Regions from separate parts of the Homo sapiens genome. Here region 1 is linked to region 2. A link is a contact called in ENCODE Hi-C data. All regions are on one chromosome and are shown on one strand. The core of a region is the stretch at or near the end of the contact, and the rest is flanking DNA. Distances in the headings are between cores, read along the strand shown. Region 1 overlaps TBC1D2B (TBC1 domain family member 2B). Region 2 holds the start of CSK (C-terminal Src kinase).

Evidence for each region. A loop is a pair of places that touch in the nucleus more often than their neighbours do. Pooled maps may share reads with other maps.
Region 1: a map of natural killer cell shows a loop between it and region 2 (10-fold over the local background). The contact joins the enhancer-like site here to the promoter of CSK in region 2. A Hi-C loop is called at or near these places in 1 of 168 maps with a recorded cell type or tissue (natural killer cell), 1 of 37 single-sample maps with no recorded cell type and 4 of 50 pooled maps.

The regions. Positions count from the first base shown.
Region 1 is chr15:78,045,602-78,051,204 of GRCh38, forward strand. All of the region lies in intron 2 of TBC1D2B (TBC1 domain family member 2B), which reads right to left. Among named protein-coding and RNA genes, the nearest start is that of TBC1D2B, 29 kb to the right of the region's middle. RefSeq lists a silencer at 1,720-1,799. Within about 2 kb of position 3,166, at least 19 of the 41 ENCODE cell types and tissues checked have a DNase peak (open chromatin) inside an H3K27ac peak, as active enhancers do; they include natural killer cell, where a contact is called at or near this core.
Region 2 is chr15:74,779,625-74,785,300 of GRCh38, forward strand. It overlaps CSK (C-terminal Src kinase), which reads left to right and starts at 2,456. Exons shown (of 13, transcript NM_004383.3): 1 at 2,456-3,096. RefSeq lists enhancers at 1,906-2,025, 2,046-2,115, 3,158-3,733, 4,616-4,745, 4,756-4,815 and silencers at 2,336-2,555, 2,666-2,925.

The sequences.
Region 1 (5,603 bases), core at 1,916-4,415, 3.3 Mb after region 2:
ACATACTGATGCTAAAGCATGATGAAACTTCACAACACATCTTTAAAATGTAAACTTTTGAAATAGTTAAGGTGGAAATGATATGATGGTCAGGATTTACTTCAAAATAGCAACATTTTGTTACTTAACAAATACATAGTAATATTTGCTTCAGGTAACATGTTATTTGCTTGAAAATAACAAAGCAGGGTATCAATGAAACGAGGGGTAATTACTGTTCCAACTACCTAATAAACCTAGAGGTAATATTATGTTATTCTTCGTATATGTTTAAAATTTCCCATAATAAAAAGTTACTTAAAATTTTTTTGTTTTTGATAAAAACATTTTTCTTTTTTTTTCCCCCATAGACGGAGTTTTGCTCTTGTTGCCCAGGACAGAATGCAATGGCGCGGTCTCGGCTCACTGCAACCTCCTCCTCCTGGGTTCAAGCGATTCTTCTGCCTCAGCCTCCCAAGTAGCTGGGATTACAGGCACCCAGCACCACACCTGGCTAATTTTTGTATTTTTAGTACAGACGAGGTTTCACCATGTTGGCCAGGCTGGTCGCGAACTCCTGACCTCAGGTGATCCACCCGTCTCGGCCTCCCAAAGTGCTGGGATTACAGGCATGAGCCACTGTGCCCGGCTGATAAAAACATTTCTAACTACAAATACTTTGTATTCTTCCAAATAACATAATCTGCACTGGTATTTCAGTGGTAGAATTATCCCATGCCGAATGGCATAATCTCTCTGAGAATAGGACATGCTTATAAACAGAATTCAATATTACTTTACAATAATCAATTTGATCTACACTTCTTTTTAAAATATCTCTATATCAACAAAATCAACCATCTCTTTCTGTGAAATCAGAATTGACTGCTGACCACTGATATTCAAGAAAAATTATTTTCTCTTTTTTTTTTTGAGATAGGGTCTCAGTGAACACGACTCACTGCAGCCTCAACCTCCCAGGCTCATGCAATCCTCTTGCTTCAGCCTACCAAGTAGCTGGGACTACAGGCACGCACGATGCCCAGCTAATTTTTGTATTTTTTTTTTCTTTTGTAGAGACAGGGTTTGCCATATTGCCCAAACTAGTCTTGAATGCCTGGGTTCAAGCAATTCTTCCACCTTGGCGTCCCAAAGTGCTGGGAATACAGGCATAAGCCACTGTACCCAGCCAAGAAAAATTCGTTTCTAATCAGAGAAGCACACAATCAGAGTCAGCAAGAACAGGTCTCTGGTAAAGGTCACTGAGCACTGGTAAAGGAAACAGAGAGCAGGCATTCCTGTGCTGCGCAGGCTTGGAGAGCAACGTCCTGAATGCCACATGATGGGCCTGCACTGTGTAGGCAGGTTCTGACTTGACCACAATCAGTGTAGGAAGGGCTTCAAGAACACACTGGGGAAGTATCTTGGGCATGGCATGAGTAAACAAGTGCTGTGTATCTATCAGGGTAATTTGGCTCTGGCCAGGAGAGTCAATGCATGGCTTACAGTAGGGTTCTGACTAAGAAAAGCAAGACGGTGTGCTGGGAACAGAAGAATTACAGACTTGGTAACAGAGTATACACTTTTTTTTTTTTTTTTTTGAGACTGGGTCTCACTCTGTCACTAAGGCCTGGAGTGCAGTGGTGTGATCACGGCTCACTGCAGCCTCTTGAGTCAAGAGGCAAGAAGTTACAAATAACCACAGATTGCCAGTTCTTGGTTTTACTATCATGTATTAAGCACTAGGCACCGAGGGCACAACAACCAATGAGACAGAGCTTTCCCCGTAAAGGAGAACACATCCAGGAGAGAGACATAAGTAAAACAGTAACATGTCAAGCTCCAAGTCACTACAGAATAAATACATTGAGTCGTTGGGATCCAGACCCTTCCTGTGAGTCTTAGGGTTCCAGGAGATGCCTGGGGGACTTCTAGAGGGAAAAGAGGATGGGGGCCCCATGCTCAGCTTCATCCTCAGCAGTTCCTCCTTCACTCTTTTATATACTAGGGTTGCCTTTAAGATTTCATTTGGAAAAGAGGTTCCAGTAAACAAAAGAAAAAAAAGTTCAAACACCACTAATCCAGTCCAGTCTCCCTACCTACTTTCTCCATCAGGACACTAGAGTCCAGAGCCAGGGCCAGAACCCAGACACCTGCCCCTGCAGTATACAAATATTGCAAGGCAGGTAGAGATGAGTGTACCTACTAGAGAGCACAGTGTCTGGAGTGGGGGGCAGGGGGTGCTCAATGTTGGTGACACCATGTGTCAGTCTACAGGCACATGGGGTAAAGGTGCAGCTCAAACTCCTTTACTTCAAAGGCTGGTCTTACAATCATCATCACAATTCTAAGCCAAGTCAGGAAATAAACACAACAAACTGTACAGATTTCTGTTACAGGCTGAGTCCAGCCTCTTCTTCCTGTGTGGGCTAGTAGCAAGGTGATGAACGGCCCCTCTGCGAGACTGGACTGTCAAATGCTCATGTGGCAAAGTGCCTATTACCAAGAAAACCCCAGGCCTTGCAGCAACCCACAGCCCATACTGGAAATACTTCCTGAGGAACTCAGAGGCCCCAAGGAGGGGTGGAGAAAAGGGACCAGAGACCAGGGAGGAACACGTTGGAGGAAAATTTCTAAAAGTAATTATCTGACTTGAAAAAGAAGCTCTTTTCCAGCTTAATACATTTTTGCTGTTACTGTTATTTTTGTCTGGTTTTTGGTTTTTAAGAGACCACGTGAGATTTACTTAATGAAAAGCAGAGCTGCTGGCTTCTCCTCAATACATGTCCTAACATTAGCATGCAGGAAACCGCCTCAAGGAGGACACTAAGGGAAAACACAAACTAGGACATGGCAACATTTCCTCGAAGATTTTAAGAGGCTGGACTAGTGTTCATGAACATGTCTTTTGTCTTACAGCTTCAGTGGGGAAAGAAAGTCTGTGCCTGACGGTTTTTGGTGTTTAGACCTCTGTCTTTTTTAAACATTTTCAAATGCCTAAATGAAAACTCTGAGGGAGTTTCCGACTGCATTGTTCCCATTTCCTAGGTTCTGATTCCAGCACTGCCTCTAAATCCAGTGTGAACCCGGGCAGTCTCAGCCTCCCTGGTCTCCAAGAGCCCTTCCCACTTACTGCATTCTAACACATGATGCTCAAAGTCTCCTCCTAATGGGACTCCCCGCACAGGGGCGGCTCCTGCCTACAACCGGACTGCCTCAGTGAGTCTTCCCTCTCCTCTCCTGCTGTCTCAGTCAGGCCTAGGTGCTCCGCCAGCAACCTCTGCAGAGCACAGAACTGTGTACAGTGGGAGAATTCTCATAAAACTCAACCCAGGCTTGCAGCTGCATCCAAGAAAGGAGAAAAGAACACTGGGAAAGGGTTGTACCCATATGCATCAAAGCACACAGCAAACGAAAGTCTGGGTGTCAACACTGGGAGTTGGAGGAAGACAGGGTGGGTTTAATCTGAAAAAAATTTTTTTATTTATCAATGTGAGTTTTAATACAGATTGTGAAGGACCCAGTCAGGAGGAATAGAAATATCTTCCAAGTGAGGACATAGCATACATCTAAGTACCAGAAAAAAGGGGCAGCCAACCACCAGGTCCTGAGAGGCCCCAGGATGGGCCAGTCCATATGTCTGGTTAATTGCTCATTTGCCTGTCCCCTACCCCCATCAAGGACACAACTCTGTGAGAACTGAACCTCTATCTGATTTGCTAACAGCTGCATATCCAACACCTAGCATAGAGGAGTGACTTAATAAATATTGGTTAAATGACCAAATTAATCCATAAAAGACAAGAACTTGCTAACATGGCATGGGACAAAAGGCCAATTGGGCAGAAGGCAGCAAAGGCCCCTGCAGTTCTTGAGTGGGTTTATACTCATCATACTTCCTGACTTTCCTCTCTCCTGCCACCTTGCCTCTGACAGATGCCCTGAATTGGGGTGGGGGTTTCCCTGGGGTGGGGGTTTCCCTCTTTTCCTTTCCCATTCCTCCCTGTTCTCCTGCAATCTGGCTCAGCCACCACCCCACCCCCATTCACAGCCACATCAATCCCTGTATTCACCTGCACCAAGTCCCACCAAATCTAGGCTGAGGATGTCTCTGCTGACACCAAATTGCAAGCCTGTTCCACATAGACTCCTTTCCAACCCTCTCTAGCAGGCTCCTCCGAGACAGAACTGCAATCTAACCCCACTCAGCATCTCCCTCACATCCTCCCTCCCACAGTCACATTCTTTCACAACCTGACTTTCACAGACTGGTTCAGAGAGCATCTTGCTTTACAGATGGGGAAATTATGATGTGCTCAAGGTCCCATAAGCTCTCCCCATGCTGCCTCTCAGATACAACACTGGTAACTACCATGACTGATACTTCACAAGAACGCATGGTATTTTGCAGCATTTTACAAGGATTACACAAAAGCACAGCTTCCTTGATCTCTGTATGGAATCACGACATTAAAGGATGATGTGTAATTCCTGTGGCACTGCCAACGCGGGGCCTGCATTCCACCTGATGGCTTTCCTTCTGGCAGCTCTCTACACCCTGCATCCTGCACCGAGAGCACTGCTCAGGCTGCCTGAGGACTGAAAGTTACAGCTACTCCTCCCACGCCATCCCCTTGCACACAAGCTGTTAAAAGTGTAACAGTTCAACTAACCAATGCAGCTGCTTCAGGGGAGGAAATGTGTGGTCATCCTTCAAACTGTCTTCACAATACAATTTTCTGCAAGAAATACCATCCATATTCAAACAGGCACTTGGGCATTTGAGCCTGCTATGACCATGAGTGCTTTAGTACTCATGAACTTTCAAGAAGTTTTTTAAAAAAGCAGGGTGTTGTTATCCCTGGCTTGTTTTCTTATTAGTTTATGTGGGGAATGAAGTAAACGGAATGTGCTAGACATACATCCTGTAATGAGGCTATTAGCCATTTATGGGCACCTCCTTTGGGTTCTAGCTACCTCATTCTCAACAGCTATAAAGGTTTATAGACACCTGATTGTATCTTTATGCAAATTACTCTTTTATGTTGAAACTAGGTCTTTATCTATCCAGACACAGAAGACAATGTAGAATGGTATTTGAGGCATGGCATGCCTTCAGAGGGCAGGCTACAAAATAGAGGGCAGACAGAACAGATACTGACTAATAATAAAGCTGCAAGTTCCAATCACACAGGAAAGTCTCTTACTCAACACAGATTCTAGAAAAAAAATTAATGTAAGCAACTATGTGACAGTGCTGGCTCCTTAATGAATATTCAATCCAGCTTTTCCTTACTTATAGACCTTGGTTTTGATCGTGGCCATATGCTCAGCTAAAATACTTGGCTTCCCAGACTCCTTCCAGCTAGGAATGGCCATATGACAGTTCCAGCCAATGATGCATAAGCCACAGGTTTCTGGGAAAGCATTCTCCTTTTGATGTAAGTGCCACCCCCAGGGGCAGCTAGCATGAGCAGGAAAGCTAATACACTCTAGCAATGGAAAATACAGAGTCAGAGACAGCTTGGGCCCTTCAGTGGCACTAGTGAGTAGCTATGCCAGCCACAAACTGCTTATCATGTGAGACAAATTACTCCCTATGTGTAAGTCCTTATTAGTAAGGT
Region 2 (5,676 bases), core at 1,206-3,705:
CCGTGGCGTGATCTCGGCTCACTGCAAGCTCCGCCTCCTGGGTTCACACCATTCTTCTGCTTCAGCCTCCCCAGTAGCTGGGACTACAGGCACCCGCCACCACGCCCAGCTAATTTTTTGTATTTTTAGTAGAGACAGGGTTTCACCATGTTAGCCAGGATGGTCTCGATCTCCTGACCTTGTGATCTGCCTGCTTCGGCCTCCCAAAGTGCTGGGATTATAGGTGTGAGCCACGGCGCCCAGCCCAATAATTCCACCAGAGGACAGGTCTGTGGGAGTGGGGCCCTTTATCGATTTGTTTATGGTTTTATCCCCAGTGCCTGGAGTACAGGAAGATTAAAAAATTTATTTCACTTTGCTGAGAAGAGGTGGAGCCAGGATTCAAATGCTGGTCTATTTGACTCCAAAGTTCACAGCTGGGCCACAGCACACCCAGGGGAAAAAGTCAAGTGCATTTGGGGATAAAGAAAGGTTGGTGACAAAACTGGAACAGGGATTAGAGTATTTTCCCCAAATCCCCAGTCTTTTCTTTCCCATTCTGCTAGCTGATTCAGCCAGGGGAGGGGAGATGTCAATTTCTCCCTCCCAGAAGGCTTTGCAGAGCTGCTGAAGTGCTTTCTTGTAGGCTGAGAGGCGGCCCCCCATCCGGCCCCATATTATCATTCCATCTTGACCTCAGAGGAAAGAAAGGGAAACCAGCTCTGCTGAGCACCCTTTCCACTCCCTCACCCCCAGGCCGTTATCTTGCTGAATCTGCACTATCTATCATGAGAGAAGTATATTTTGAGCCTGATCTTACAAAAGAGGAAACAGCTCAGAGACCTTAGGTAACTAGCCCTAAGTCACACAGCTAGTAAGTGGACGGGTTGAAATTTAACTTGGAGACTTGAACCCCAAATTCATCTTTTTTCTGTTACACCACACCTATCTCTGAAACTTACTGGCTGTCTCCTCAAAGGACATCCCTCTCCAAAGGGCTGGCTCCAGCTGGGAAACCGGCCTAAGGGTGCCCTGGGTCAGAGGGCCGACCTGTGGTTTTGGGGGCAACTCCTCCTGGCATCCGAGGCTCTTTAAAACAATCTGCAGCCACACTGTCTCCCAGCTCCGTCTCCCACAGGGCTGTTTGCCCTCTTCTCGCTCCCTCGGGCCTCTTCATGCTTATTTTGTGTTCCAAGACTTTGTCAGCATGCCCCACTTCCTCCCCCCCAACCCCAAGAGTGCCTCTTCCCTCTGTCCACCCAAGCCTGACCCTTGCTTCAGGGTCTAGTCCCTAGAAAGTCCCCCACCTTTACCTCCTCCCTACGCTGGAGTCTCTGGTCTCGCCCTCATCACTGTATCCCCATTCTGTTCCCCGGTCTCACCCTCATCACTGCATCCCCATTCTGTTCCCCCGCCACCCTGCACTCTCCCACCCCTGTCATGCCTGAGCACGCTGTCCTCTCCTGTGGCTCAGAGCAGGTCATCTCCCTGCTTTTCGTTAACAGTGATGTAACAGCCCTTGCTTAACGGAGGGCTCCTCACGTGCCAGCTACTGCATACTAAGCACTTTAAACGTATTAACTCATTTCCTCCCCTCCCCACAAAAACTTAAGAAGTCGGTGCCATTATATATCACCTATTTTACCAAATGGGGAAACTAAAGCACAGAGAGGTTAAGTAACTTGCCCAAGGTCACAGAGCTGCTGACAACTTCTTTATTGCCTCCAGGCTGAACATAAACTCCAAGAAAGTCCCATGAGGCTCTTTGGATCTCTTTTGCCCCTGTTGTTTGCAGGAACCCATCTCCCACCACTCTCCCCCACCCACACTGCAAGCGGCAGCCGCCTGAGCTATATTTAGATCCCAGAAGCCACCAAGCTCCCTCCGCACTCCCCGCCCTTGTGCATGCTGTTCCCTCTGCCTGGTCCCGGCTCTGTGAGGTGTGAGGTCTCCCCGTTAGCCCTAGTTTTCTTTCTGCCTCCTGGGAACCGTGTCCACCACCTCTCCACTTTGATCAATTATTTCCTTGCCGTTGTCTGTCGGCCTGTCAGCCTACCCCCACCCGACCGAGAACGCCTTGACGGTAGTGAAATGGTCTTGCCAATAGACTCCAGAGCAGGCTCCGCCACGATGTCAGCGCCAGGAAATGTTGGTGAATGAATGAATGAAGGCTTTCTGCTGCGAATCAGGCCCACTCTCCACAAACAGACCTGAGGAGAGGGGCCCAGGCCCGGCCCCCAGCGCTTCTGCAGCGGGAAAGCTGCGTCCAGAGAAGGCTGGGAGGTTGCTCCCAGGCCGGCTGAGGAGAGACCCTCGGAGCCTTCAACGCAGCCAGGCGGCAAGTGGGGGCAGGGCGTGGGCGCGGACACACCCCCCGCAGTGCCCCCGGCGCCCGGCAGGGGGCGCCGCCCCGCCGGCCCACGCCCCGCCGCGCGCCGGGCAGGCCCCCTCGCGCAGGCGCGCTGCCGCGGGCGGAGGATCCGGGCCGCGCTTCCTCTCGCCAGGCCTGCGAGCTTCCTCCCAGCGGAGCCCTGGGCGAGCCGAGGTTGGCCGCCGCCGCCGCCGAGCCCGCTGCCGCCCTCCCGCTCCTGCCCCACCCGCGCCTTGCCCGGGGGCTTCTGCCGGGGTGGGGTCCGAGCCGGGCGACCGCCCGGCTGCGCCGCCGTCGGGGCCGTAACCCGGCCCGCCGTCCCTCCCGCCCCAGCCAGCCTCTGGCCGCCGGAGCCCGCGGGGCGTGGAGCGCGAGGAGCCCCGCGGCCCCGATCGAGCGTCCGGGGCGGCCCCCGGCAGCCAGCGCGACGTTCCAAAATCGAACCTCAGTGGCGGCGCTCGGAAGCGGAACTCTGCCGGGGCCGCGCCGGCTACATTGTTTCCTCCCCCCGACTCCCTCCCGCCCCCTTCCCCCGCCTTTCTTCCCTCCGCGACCCGGGCCGTGCGTCCGTCCCCCTGCCTCTGCCTGGCGGTCCCTCCTCCCCTCTCCTTGCACCCATACCTCTTTGTACCGCACCCCCTGGGGACCCCTGCGCCCCTCCCCTCCCCCCTGACCGCATGGACCGTCCCGCAGGCCGCTGATGCCGCCCGCGGCGAGGTGGCCCGGACCGCAGTGCCCCAAGAGAGGTGAGTGCCTGGCCGTCCCGGAGTGTCCCCTGGAGGGAAGAGGGTGGAGGTCGCGCGTCTAGTCTCTGTTGCTGCCACTGTCGCGTCCACTCCCATTCCCCTCTTCTCCCACTTCTCCCTTCTCTCCTTTACTCCCTTGCACGGGTTCGAATTCTCCCAGGAGCCACTGTCAGAACCCAAATTGGAAGGGAGTGCATGAGGGAGGTACTGCCCTGCAGCTCCACGGACTCGTCTTCTCGGGTCATCCCGAGTCCCCCCCTCTGTGGAGCTCAGAGTAGGAGGTGGCTGGAGTCTGGAGGAAGAGGATCCGTATGGGCCAGGTCCCTAGAGAGAGTGCTGGACTCCCCTGCCCTTCCCTGTACAGGGCCTCCCCGCAGGTGCCCTGGCTTGCTTGGTTCTGACCCCTCCCTCATTACCCCACCATGACCCTGCGGGCTGCAAGCAAGCCCAGGGCCCAGCCACCTCGGGTGAGCAGTTAGAAGCCCAGGTCCTAGGACTGAGCCTGTCACCCTTGGCCTCTCAGAAGACCAGGCCTAAGCCAAGGGATCTTTGGGTGGGAAACTGGGCAGGCCTTCTGCCCGGGGGGAGGTAACGGAGCATTAGCACCATGCCCCCACCTTCTGGCACCCTGGGCAGCCCATTCTCCTAGGCTCTTTGTGGCCCAGACCAGGTGTCAGGAAGGGGTGTGTCCAGCCAGCAGATTTTTTGGAGCTTAACTACCAGTTCACTTCCCCGCCCATTTTGTACACCCGGGAACCGAGGCTCAAAGGGAGAAGTTGCTACCCCAGGCCTCTAGTGGAGTTAGGCTGGCTGTCCTTTCATCCCCAGCTATACAGGGCTGGATGGCTGTGGGTGGAAGGAAACCAGGCAGGCACCTTCACCCACTGGGGACACAGGCCCCCAGCCCGGCCCCAGAGGGACCTTGTTGGTTGAGCACGTGCTTCCCTGCAGAGGGCTGGAGGGAGTGAAAGGGCTTCCGGCTCCAGCTGTGGCTGGGTCAGCTAGCAGGAGATGTGGGGAATGTGTGGTGTATGGCCATCTGTGTGGTGTGGCAGGAAGGTCCGGTCCTGGCCCCGGCTCTGAGTTGAAACAACCTGGTGGTCAGTCCTGACCCAGCACTCGCCACACCTATGGCCCAGCTGGCACAGGAGCAGCCAAGTTCAGGATATAAATGGGGTCACATGGGAACCGTGGAAGCTCTGTCTCCACTGGCAGCAGGCTACAGACTGGGGACATGGGAGCATTGTGAGAGTGGGGACACCCAGGGGGCCTGTTTCAAGCTCCTAGTACCCTGGCGGTTCCAGTGTCTTTCTTGGTTGTGGCCACAGCAGGAACAGGGCAAGGACAGCAGGGGTGAGGTTGAGGCCTGGCAGGATCCTCTGGCCCAGGAGAGCAGGCATTGCCCTGGTGGGTGCTGAGCAGTGTCTGGGCTCCCTTGGAGCTGCTGGCAGTTTTGTCCTGCTGGGTCCCTGCTCACGATTTAGGGTTTTTTTGTTTTTTCACTTTTTTTTCTGGCTGTCCTGACATGCACAGTGGAGGGGACCCAGATGTCCTGGGCCTGTGAGACTCCCCTCACATGGCCCCACACCCAGCCCTAACTTCCTTTCCAGCCTGAGGGACTGGGGCTGGAGCCTGACATGGTTAGCTCCCTCCCACCCCAGTCAGCCTTTTTAATTTTTATTTTATTTTATTTTATTTTTTTACCAACTGTGAGCTGTGAAGGTGTGATCCAGGGTCCCAGGGCCTTTGAAGAAAGGAGTCTGGCTTCTGGCTGGCACGTGTGCAGGGATGTGCTTTTCATTGGTGAGCTTGGTGCCCTCCACCCTCTCAGAAGCAGCTGCTCTTCTCTCTGCATTGGGTCAGGGGCAAGGAAAAAGCAGAAAATGTTCCCATTCACCACCGCAGGGGGGCCAGACCCCAAAAGGCTGAGCCACACAGAGTGGCCCTCGGCAAGGGTTGGAAATTTCGGGGACAGAATGCAGCTTCCTCCAAACAAGTATAGGTAGGGGTTGAGACCCAGGATCCACAGTGTGACATGGCTGCCCCCCAAAGGGGGCAGACCCACCTGGGTGCGGTTCTGGGCTCCATCTTTTGAAGGATTTTAAAACCTTGACAGGTCATCTTCAAAGAGCCAGGGATGTTGACTGAGTCTGGGAAAGAGAAAGTAGGGACAGATTCTCATATGTCTGAGGGACTGTCCCAAATGAGAAAGGCATCCCATGGCAGAAATTGTCCCAGACACGTGGGCCAGAGCTAGGGAGCAGGTGGGTCCCAGGGAAGTGAATCTGAGCTCATTATAGGGAAACCATGAATGTACTCATTTTCTTGATTTAGAAAATAACAAAACAGCGCTACAGGAAATTTAGAAAATGAAACAAAAATCACCCACTATTTCTTCAGCAGGCAGTGACTGTGTTAGCATTTTGGAGTTCACTGCCAGTCTTTTCCCCATCCTTTTCCTTCATTGTCGTTGTCACTGGAGTGTGTGTGCCGTGACACCTTTTTTCATTTAATACTGCGTCTGTGGGCATTTTCTCATGGTGCTACGCGGTCTAAGTAACGTTGCTTCTAAAAAGCTAC